Regions from separate parts of the Homo sapiens genome. Here region 1 is linked to region 2. A link is a contact called in ENCODE Hi-C or POLR2A ChIA-PET data. All regions are on one chromosome and are shown on one strand. The core of a region is the stretch at or near the end of the contact, and the rest is flanking DNA. Distances in the headings are between cores, read along the strand shown.

Evidence for each region. A loop is a pair of places that touch in the nucleus more often than their neighbours do. ChIA-PET counts read pairs that join two places held with the same protein, here RNA polymerase II (POLR2A). Pooled maps may share reads with other maps.
Region 1: a pooled map shows a loop between it and region 2 (2.4-fold over the local background). The contact joins two enhancer-like sites. A Hi-C loop is called at or near these places in 2 of 50 pooled maps. POLR2A ChIA-PET finds 5 or more read pairs at or near these places in 3 of 52 experiments (A673, H1 and naive thymus-derived CD8-positive, alpha-beta T cell).

Annotation. Positions count from the first base shown.
Region 1 is chr2:42,125,709-42,130,594 of GRCh38, forward strand. No RefSeq gene overlaps it. Among named protein-coding and RNA genes, the nearest start is that of EML4, 41 kb to the right of the region's middle. RefSeq lists an enhancer at 1,943-2,152. Within about 2 kb of position 1,828, at least 10 of the 41 ENCODE cell types and tissues checked have a DNase peak (open chromatin) inside an H3K27ac peak, as active enhancers do.
Region 2 is chr2:42,026,892-42,031,861 of GRCh38, forward strand. No RefSeq gene overlaps it. Among named protein-coding and RNA genes, the nearest start is that of PKDCC, 19 kb to the right of the region's middle. RefSeq lists enhancers at 1,641-1,940, 1,961-2,250, 2,271-2,460 and a silencer at 2,881-2,980. Within about 2 kb of position 1,865, at least 8 of the 41 ENCODE cell types and tissues checked have a DNase peak (open chromatin) inside an H3K27ac peak, as active enhancers do.

The DNA of each region.
Region 1 (4,886 bases), core at 578-3,077, 99 kb after region 2:
TTTAAGTGACGAGCTTTTGGAATAAGTTTCAAGAAACTCAAGAGCAAAGCCATGAGCTAACCAAAGATCCACTTTCTGAGATAAATCTTGTCTTAGAAAGGAAATGAAGGCATACAATGTGTGTGGCAGGAGGGGCCATGAGGAGGGGGCTGAGGTCAGATATGATCGGAACGCTAGTGTCACAGTTGTCTCCTGTAAACTGGTCTCTGGGAGCTGGGTCAAGGCAGAGGAGTTGAAAGCCAAACACAGACAGCAGCTGTTGAGGATGTAAAGTCTCTGGGCAGAGTGGATAGGGAGCTGGGTGTGGTCACCCAGAAGCCAATTTCCACCCCACCCTACAGACCTAGCGACTGGGGCTAAGAAGAACTTCCCGTGTTGCATTCCAGCCCTTCTGATTGGGCTTAGTGAGACTGCCAAAGACTGGCTGCAAGCTGCCTGATTGCACTGCATACACCTCCCTCAATGGTGTCCCGGCTGGAAAACACTGAGGCTTTTAAGAATACCACGTCCAGATGGCCAGGATGCAGGACTGACCTGCAATTGCCACACTGGGCACCAGGTACAAGTAGATTTCACTGAAGTCCTCGAGGGACTGAGTGAAACTGCTGGGGTATGCGGGTCTTTCCTATGTTGCACAAATCAGTGCTGAGCTGCATAGGTGACAATGATCACTTCCACAATTTCCCAGAACATTTGTCAAGAGCCTGAAAGGGCTGCATCACTGAGCAGGGAATCTTCATTATTCATTTCAACATCACTTTTCTTGGAAACCTTGACTACTCCGCTCTCCAGAAATAATCCATCAAACTTTTCTCTTCGTTGAAGTCATACTGCAAAAACTCCCATAATCAAATTCCCCACATTAGGATCCCTGTTTATTATGTAACAACAGAGTCAAGAGGGAAAAGAGTGCATCAGACATTGACATTTTTTTTCTCTCTCTCTCTCTTTTAAGTTTTTGTCATGAAAATTTTCAAACACACACAAAATGAGAGAAACGTAAAAATGAACCCCCATGTACCCACCATCCAGCTTGGATAATCTCAACATACACCAATCTTGTTTCATCTATTGCCCCTCACCCCCACAACTATTCTTTTTTTTTTTTTTTTTTTTTTTTGCTGGAATTTTAAAAAGCAAATCCCAGACACAGCATCACTTCACTAATACATACTTCAGCATGCATCTCTAACTAATAAGGACTTTCCTTTTTTTTTTTTTTTTTTTGAGATGGAGTTTCATTCTTGTTGCCCAGGCTGGAGTGCAATGGCGCAATCTTGGCTCACTGCAAACTCTGCCGCCGGGGTTAAAGCGATCCTCCTGCCTCTGCCTCCTGAGTAGCTGGGATTACAGGCACCTGCCACCATGCCCGGCTAATTTTCTGTATTTTTAGAAGAGATGGGGTTTCACTATGTTGGCCAGGCTGGTCTCAAACTCCTGACCTCAGGCGATCTGCCCACCTCGGCCTCCCAAAGCGCTGGGATTACAGGCATGAACCACCGAACCCAGCCAGGACTTTCGTTTTTAACATAAGCTCTGTAGACACTAGTATTTATTTATTTGGTATCTATTGGTATCTATTTAGCATTTAGTATTAGTGGGAGCCATTACAGTAAGACTCTTTACACTGTTTATTTCATAAAATCTCAGCTCAGCAAAGAAACACCCTAGAAATTCACAAACTCCCCAGGAGAAAGAAAGAAATGCCCGGGCCCTAACAACCTTGCTATTTGCATTTTACTCATGAGGAAAGGTGCTTAGCCAACTCGAGGTAAGCTGTGGAAAGGCTGCAGTCCAAGAGCCTTCAGAACTTGAAACAAGAGGCATGTCAGAGCCTGACTTTGCTCCATCCCCCCTGAGTAGTCAAGGTATTAAAAGAGCATTACTTCCTCATTTGCAAACCACCTTTTTTTTTCAAAAAAACCACTTTACACCTATCATTTGAAGTTATATTGTCAAGATAGAAACACACTTCTCGGGAAGATAGTACCTTGAAAGTAGAAACCATTCAGCAAAAAAGTTTTTGAAAAATCCAATGTACATTTCCACTAATCAGGCTTGTCTGTGAATGGAGCAGAGGGAAAATGCTGCTTCACACAAAAGCAATCTCAGTATAAACATTTCTGTTTGCTGTGCACTCTAACTTTGTCTTCTCTGTCCTTTATACATGAAAGCTCAGGAGATTTAGGCACAGCAGCTACATTGGGTCGACTTACCGAATAAAGGTGGGGACTACACAAACATGGAATTTGGAGTGAGCCTTTGCCTCAAGGACAGACTGATAAATCCATCCTGAGTCACAAAGATGCCACACAGGCTTTGGGCTGCTACCTTATGGCTGGACATTCTAACCCCAGGCTCCTAGATGCAAAACCCAAGTCAGCCCCCATATATAGTCACAACATGCTGTTGATTTTCCCTTCAAAAACTCTTATGCCTTCTTGCTGTTGCCCTCCTCCAGGTTCTCATCACTTTATGCAAGATTATGCCAGGGACTGGGATGTATTACACCAAGGAGTTGCCAGGAGCTGCAGTGTGGGTGAGGGCTATGCCTAACAAGAGGAACGGATGTTGAGATCTGGGCCAGCACTGCACAGAGCACTCACTAAAACTGAGCTGTTGCATATGCTTTGGTGGATGTTCCCTCTGCCTGGAGCACTCTGTAGATGTCTGTTTGACTTGCCCCTCAGCCTTTTCTGCTTCTTTCAGGTCTCTGCACAAGTATCCCATTCTTAAGGGGGCCATCCCTGGCCACACTATGTCAGACAGCACACCCACTGCTACTCTTGAGCCCTTTATTCTGCCTTATTTGCCTCTATCCTCCTTATCACAACCAGATAAAACAGATTTATTATTTGTTTTGTGTTTTGGTCGCTACCGTATCCCCTGCACCTAGAACAGTGCCAGGCATATGGCAAGGATTCAACACATTTTTGCAGAATAAGTGATCTCCTTAAAAACGAGATCTTGTCCTCTTCTTCTACCACACATGACTGATCTAAGCAGGCGCTAATTATGGAATGCCCCATTTTGGAGGAGGGGCTCCTCAGGAAATCCACAGGGAGATACAAACGGGCTTTCCAGAGCCAGCACTCACCCCAAAAATCTAACTGTTCTAAAAGGAATGTAGATTTCTTAAATCTGCATCATCTGTGACTGCTCCAGAGTTTGTGACTACCAGCTCCTAACCACGCATTCTGTTCCTATGCTTTGTTCCTGACCTTCAGGACCTTTGTGAAGCTTCCCGATGGCCTGATGGTAACAAACTCTCAAGCACATACACTTTAAGAATAATATATCCCTCTCAGAGCTACACCACTGAAAGGTGTTGCTTCAACAACAGAAAGATTTATTACTTTCTTCCCTCACAGAAAAACCGCAGGAATATTTCCTTCTTGACTGCAGCAGTGAGTTCCAAGTTTCATTAAAGAACCGGCCAGATGCTTCCTCCTAGCTTGCGTGGGAAGAAGTTAAGATAAAGAGCATTTGAAACTCTACCTCTGCACACCTGCCCCATACCTTATTCCCTTTTGACAGTTCTTCTTCCTGTTTCCCCAGGGTTGGGGATATAGAGCCATGTGACCTGCCTCCCCAGACAGCTGGGGCCCTGGAACCTCCCTGGCCCCTCACCCTCTGGTATTAATAATAGATGGCTCTTAGTGAGTTGCACATCTGCCATAAAGCAGGCACTACACTTTTCAAATTGTCTCAAATTCTTAACACCCAAACCGGAAAAGAGCTGTAATCTGAGTGTCTGCTGCTTGGACAGCCCTTGTAGTCATAACAGCAGAATCTATCCTTCTGCCTCTGTCACTGAAAAGCACCTTCCTCCAGTATATCTGCACACAGGGAGTAAGTTTCTTATTCCCAAAGCCAGTCCACACAGCAGCCTGTCCCTCTGCTCTTACCTGTCCCTAAACTCCACACTCAGCTGGGACCTCCGCTCACAGCACTGTGGGTCCTGCCCCAGGACTCAGGGCTGCCCTCTTCCCTTGACATGACACTGATGGTGGCCTCAGGGGTGTAGTAGGCAGAATAATGATCCCCAAAAATGTCCACATTCTGGAACCTGTGAATATCTTACCTTACATGGACTTTGCAGGTGTGATTAAGTTAAAGACCTTGAGATGGAGAGATGATCCTGGCTTATCCAGGTAAGCATGATGTAATCACAAGGATCCTCATGAGGGACAGAAGGAGGCAGGAGAGTCAGAATCAGAGAAAATGAGAGGATGGAAGCATAGGTCAGAGTGATGTGAGGCGGGAACCGAGGAACGCAGGCAACCTTCAGAAAAGGGCTAGAAAACTCCTTCTCCCCCAAAGCCTCGGGAATGAACGCAGCCCTGCCAACACCTGGATTTTAGGTCTTCTACCTCCAGATCAGGACAATAATGAATGTGTGGTTTTAAGTCACTAAATTTGTGGTAATTTGTTACACCAGCAGTAGGGAACTGATACAAGAGGTGACACAGGAATGACACATTGTTCTAGGTGCTAGAATAGAGCAGTAAACACAAATGACAAAAATTCAAGCCCTCACAGTGCTTACATTTTAATGGAACCCTCTTTTATGATATTCCCACTCAAAAGGGTTCACAATGTCTACCCCTCTTCCCCAAATAGGCTAATCTGTAATATATGGATAATCCACAGCAATACATTTTTCACAGTCTGAGTTACTCAGATAGGAATCATGCCACATAGTTAGATGATTCCCAAAATAATCCATAGTAGGCTTCATTTCTCCTTTTCTTATTCTTTTCAGGGTTCTTCCGCCAGCTTGAGGTCAACATATTCCTCCTCACTCTTCCTATGGTTTTCTGATCTCCTATGAGTAACTCTTAGATCTCTCTCTCTCTCTCGTTCTGTCTCTCTCTCTCACACAC
Region 2 (4,970 bases), core at 615-3,114:
CATGCACACATGCACAGATGGGCTTGTTCATACATTCATACACTGTCCTGGTCGGGTCCTCTCCAGTGTCTTTTCTCTGCCCCAAACCTTATGGTTTCTCTAGTACAATGAGGAAAGCCCACAGCAGGTCTACCTCCTTCATCCTAGAAGACCTCACTCAGGGGCATGCTGGCCTGCAAGAATCCATGGACATCAGCAGGTCTGGCCAGACTAGAAGAAAGGCATCTACTCTCTGGAGTCCTCCATTCCTTCCTGGGTCAGGCTTTGAGTCAGGGTTTTTATGGCCAGGATATCTGTCCAACCATGAAGGACCACATCAAGACACGCTCAGAGCCCCGACCCATACCACTCTCCATCAGTCTGGAAAATGTGATCCAGCCAGGACACCCTGGATGCAAAGAAACCTATCCAGAGACCAGCAGAGGGACCTAGCCTATGGCCCGAAGCGCTCTGGCTTAAAAGCCAACAGAAGTCCCTCATGGATACTGGAGACCGGCCTGCAAGCACTGGACTTCTTGCCCACACAACCCTTGGCCCATGTGTTGCATGTTGGCATGACTTACAGCCTCTCCCAAACCAGGCTGGGGACCCCAAGACAGCCTGGGTTTACCTCCTGAATCCACCTGCGTCCAATCCCATCTTGTTCTTCCTCCTCCTACCTCCCACATTCATCTCCCTCTCATATCCAACCTGAGCATTCCTTTTCTTCTGCCCTCATCCTCATTTGTCATTTGGGACCCATAAAGTGGAGTCAGTAATAATAATAAGTATAATTGGCTCCTGGAGGAGAGAGGTGAGTGGGCGAAGCAGAGTAGACCTAGAGGAGGGAGAAGACCTGAAGAGGGAGATGCAGGGGCTCTCATGGAATGGCTCCCTGGTTGTCTTTGTCTGAAACTTAAGAGCCAGGAATCCATGTCTGCAAAGAGATGGTGGCCTGTGACATGGAGTCTTCCCAAGCCCTCCTGTAGAAATTGACAGCTCTTAGGGCTGGGAACCCACCATGCCCAGATCCCCTCCCGATTCCACAGATGCAGATAAAAGAATAGAAGTAACCAGCTCCCAGAGGGGTGGATGCAGATGTGGCCATCAGCACCCCAGATGTGGCTCAGCCATGGTCGCCGCCAGGGCTGCTGTGACTATGAACAGGAATGTAAACCCAGATGGGGGTGGGGATGGGAGCTGGAGGGGACAGAGCTGTTTCGGGGCTCCAGGAAGAACACAGCTCTGGGAAAGAGAGGGGTCTTGTGTCTGACTTCATAAAAATGCTCAGCCTGTTCCTGGGGAAAATAGATTGCTGCAAATAGATATTCCACCCTCATCCACCCGAGCTTCATTACCCCGTTCTAATCTCTCCTCCAACTCCTGCTGCCCATCCTGACCTCAACTTCATTAGGACCCTTCTCCACTGGTGGCCAAGGCAGCCTCTTTGGCCACTTCCTGCCACGGAAGGGAGGGCAGCAACAACTGCCTCCATCTCTGGAAAATGGAGGGAAATGTCAGTTTCGGCCTGGCAGGTCAGCCTCTGTCCTAAGCCTCGCTAATACCCAGCATTCCAGGCACCATAAAGATGAAGGGTCCCACAGCCCTGCTCACCAGCTCCTGCACATAAACACCCCCATTGATAAAGCTCCCTACACCATTGCACACGAGGCCCATTTACTTTCTACTTTGTTTTGAATTTTCATCTCAGGAGAAGCTTGCAAATCGCTAACAGCAGGAACTTTCCGGAAGTTGTAGAATATAATCAGTGCATTCTCAGATTTGTCACGCTCAGACAGAGCTTCCCCAAGGAGTCACCTATCAGGGAGCAGAGGAGGCAGGAGGCTGAACGTAGCCAACAGAGCCTGTGATGGGAAGAAGCCAGGGAGCCTGGCCCAGCCCCTGCCTCTGGGTAAGCTTGGCCTGCATCCTGCCCAGCCCCCATCTGGGTCCTGTTTGTGAAAATGAGGTGAGCAGCCCACACTCTGCTATTTTGGGAGGATTAGCTATCTCAACATAGAACATCTTTCCTGGGCAGGAAGTTCTTCTTTAAATATAGCCTGAACCCCTCCTATTGCAGAATCAGTCATTTCCTATGGTCAGGCCTCAGGAGAGGGGAGGTGGAAGAAGACAGCTGTCCCTGTCCTCCGCTAAGGAGCCACAGCCACAGTGCTGAGCTTGCCAAGTCCCCCAACTAACACACTTCTTGTCTGCATGCTACATAGACCTATTCGCTCGCAGAGTGCAGCTCTCAGATCAACCTGCCTCTGAGTGGACGGCCTAGGACTGGGTTTTTCAGCAAGACCCTGTCTCTTCGTGGGGATCCCTAGAGAAGGCTTTCTGCAATGACCTCTTTTAGAAAAAGTAATCCTCTTCTTCCAGTCATCTCCAATGAACCAAACAAATACTTGTCTGCTAGGTGCTTCATATATATATACAGAGAGAGAGAGAGAAAGAGAGACAGAGACAGAGTCTTATGTTGTCACCCAGGCTAAAGTGCAGTGGCATGATCACTGCTTACTGCAGCCTCCTGAGTAACTGGAATCACAAGCACATGCCATCAAATCCAGCTTTTTTTTTTTTTTTAAGAGATGAGGTTTCGCCATGTTGCCCAGGCTAGTCTCAAACTCCTGAGCTCAAGCTATGCTCCCGCTTCAACCTCCCAAAGTGCTGGGATTACAGGCGTGAGCTACTATGCCCAGTCTTTATATACTTTAGCACATTTAATTTCATCTCTACAACCCTACAAGTGAGAAAATACCACCAACATCTTGAACGTGAGGAAACCACCTGAGAGAGAGTAAAAAATTTACCTGAGGTTACAGAGTTGATAGATGACAGGGCCAGGATAGGAACCCAGGTCTGAGCCCTCAACCTACACTTTCTCCTCCCACCTGAGGAGACAGGAGGGCTGGACCTGACATTCGCTGAGTGGGCAGAGGAAAGAGGAGGCACACATGCAGTCACAGTGCTCAGCTGAGACTCCCCTGGCTGCCTTCCTGACAAGCCAGCATCTGGGTTCACCCCAGCTCTCACACCTTCTCACAGCCCAGGGAACAGGATTTCAGCAGCCCAGCAAGGTCAAAGGGCAGCCAGAAACATTGCTTCCTCCTTTATCTTAAGAGAAGAAGGAATCGCTTTTAGACTTCCACCTGGAATTATAGATTTAGAAGGATTATTCATGTCAGATGGGTTTAAACAAAGGAAGGCTTCCAGGAAGAGAAGAGACTATGGCCAGTTTTACAAAGAAGTGAAATTCTCTGTGGCAGAAAGCAGGGAGAAGCAAGCCCCAGAGCAGAGAACGGACCAAATCAAGTCTGGAGAAGCAGGCCACCCTCGTGGGGAAGGGCTGGGGCGCCAGAAATGGACACGCACACGATGTGGGGCTCAGCGGGCCATCTGCAGTTCTCCCATCCCAGGGCCCAGAATCCGGATCCCCTGATCCCCGAGGGGGTCGGCTGCAGCAGCCCTCCTCAGGCAGTCTACTCCACATTCCTCACATTCTTTACGCTCAATTAAGGAGAAATAATCAGGGGAGCAAGCAGGCCACAGCAGGATGGCCATGCCCCACGCCATTGGGATCACGTGTGCAGAAAAGCCCCGCAGACCCCAGACCAGAGGGGCCTTGGGGGGAAAAGGGAATCAAGCAGCGAGGACAACGGTGCCCCTCTGCGCTCCACAGAGACAAAGGAGAGCGAAGAAAGGCAGGCAGGGGGGAGATCAGGAAAGAAAAGGAGAGGAGAAGGCAAGGTCAGAGCAAAGGGAAGATGTGCAGCCCAAAGCCCTCAGCCATCGTTTCCTAATCATGCCATTGCTTCACCGCAATCACCATCCATCACCATCATCAAATGCCCTTTGAGACCCAGGGATGCTCAAAATGTTACCCGCCTTCATCAGTTAGTGGCATGTGCTGATTAAGTGTGTCATGGGAATAGGGCCTCTCTGGGGTCTTCAAAATACACTGTCTTTAGTCTGCAGGGGGATGCCATTCTTGGCCTCAGTGGAACATGCTTATTTCCTCCTCCTGGACCCAGTGAGTCTGATCAGCCAAGCAAGCTCCTACTCCCTCAAGCCTCTGTCCCTGGGCTGCCTCCCTCCCCATCTCCAGAGCCTTCCAGACTTCCCCAGTGCCCAGCAGACCCAGAGCCTATTTCTGGGTTCCCCCTTCAGTCCCCAGAAGACCCAGAGTCTCTTTCTGGGTTCCCCTTTCAGTCCCCAGCAGACCCAGAGTCTCTTTCTGGGTTCCCCATTCAGTCTCCAGAAGACCCAGAGTCTCTTTCCAGTTTCCCCCTTCATCTGGTACATGTAACCAGCGCAGCTTTTATCATGCTGTTCTGTAATTGTAGGTGTTTATATCTTTATCCCTACCAGAATGAATAACTAAATGAATGATCATTATTATCTACTGAGCATGTTCTATGTGCCAGGCACTTGTTAGCCCTTGAGAGATGACCTCATTTAATCCTTTTAACATCCTAGAGGTCATTCATATTATTATACCCAATTTACCCATGAGGAAGTTGAGACTGAGAAAGATCAAGTAACTTGTCCACAGTGACCCAGCTAGTAAATCAAAGAAGGGAACCTTGAACACAGGATTGTAAAATGCCAAAGCACATGCTATTATTCTGACACTAAGGTACCTGGGGACAGCACCTTAGCCTTGCTTACCACAGCATGGCAAAGAATAGGTGCTCAATATATGGGATGGCTGGCTGGCTGGATAGATGGATGATGTGTGCTCTGAAGAGTTTCAGCAGTGGAGCTGAGCCAAAAACTCTTCCCACCTCCTTTATGATCAATGAGTCAAATTTGTGAAAGGATTTGTTAGACCAAAGACAAATGTTATGCTCTTTGTTGAGTCTCAGATTATGACTACAGGTAGGGCACCATCTGTGTCCACTTAGGTCTCAGGATGTGGTCAGAGATGAGACCCAATTGATCATCAGGGTGGGAATCAGTCTGGGGCTAGGTTAGAGGATCAGTCTGTA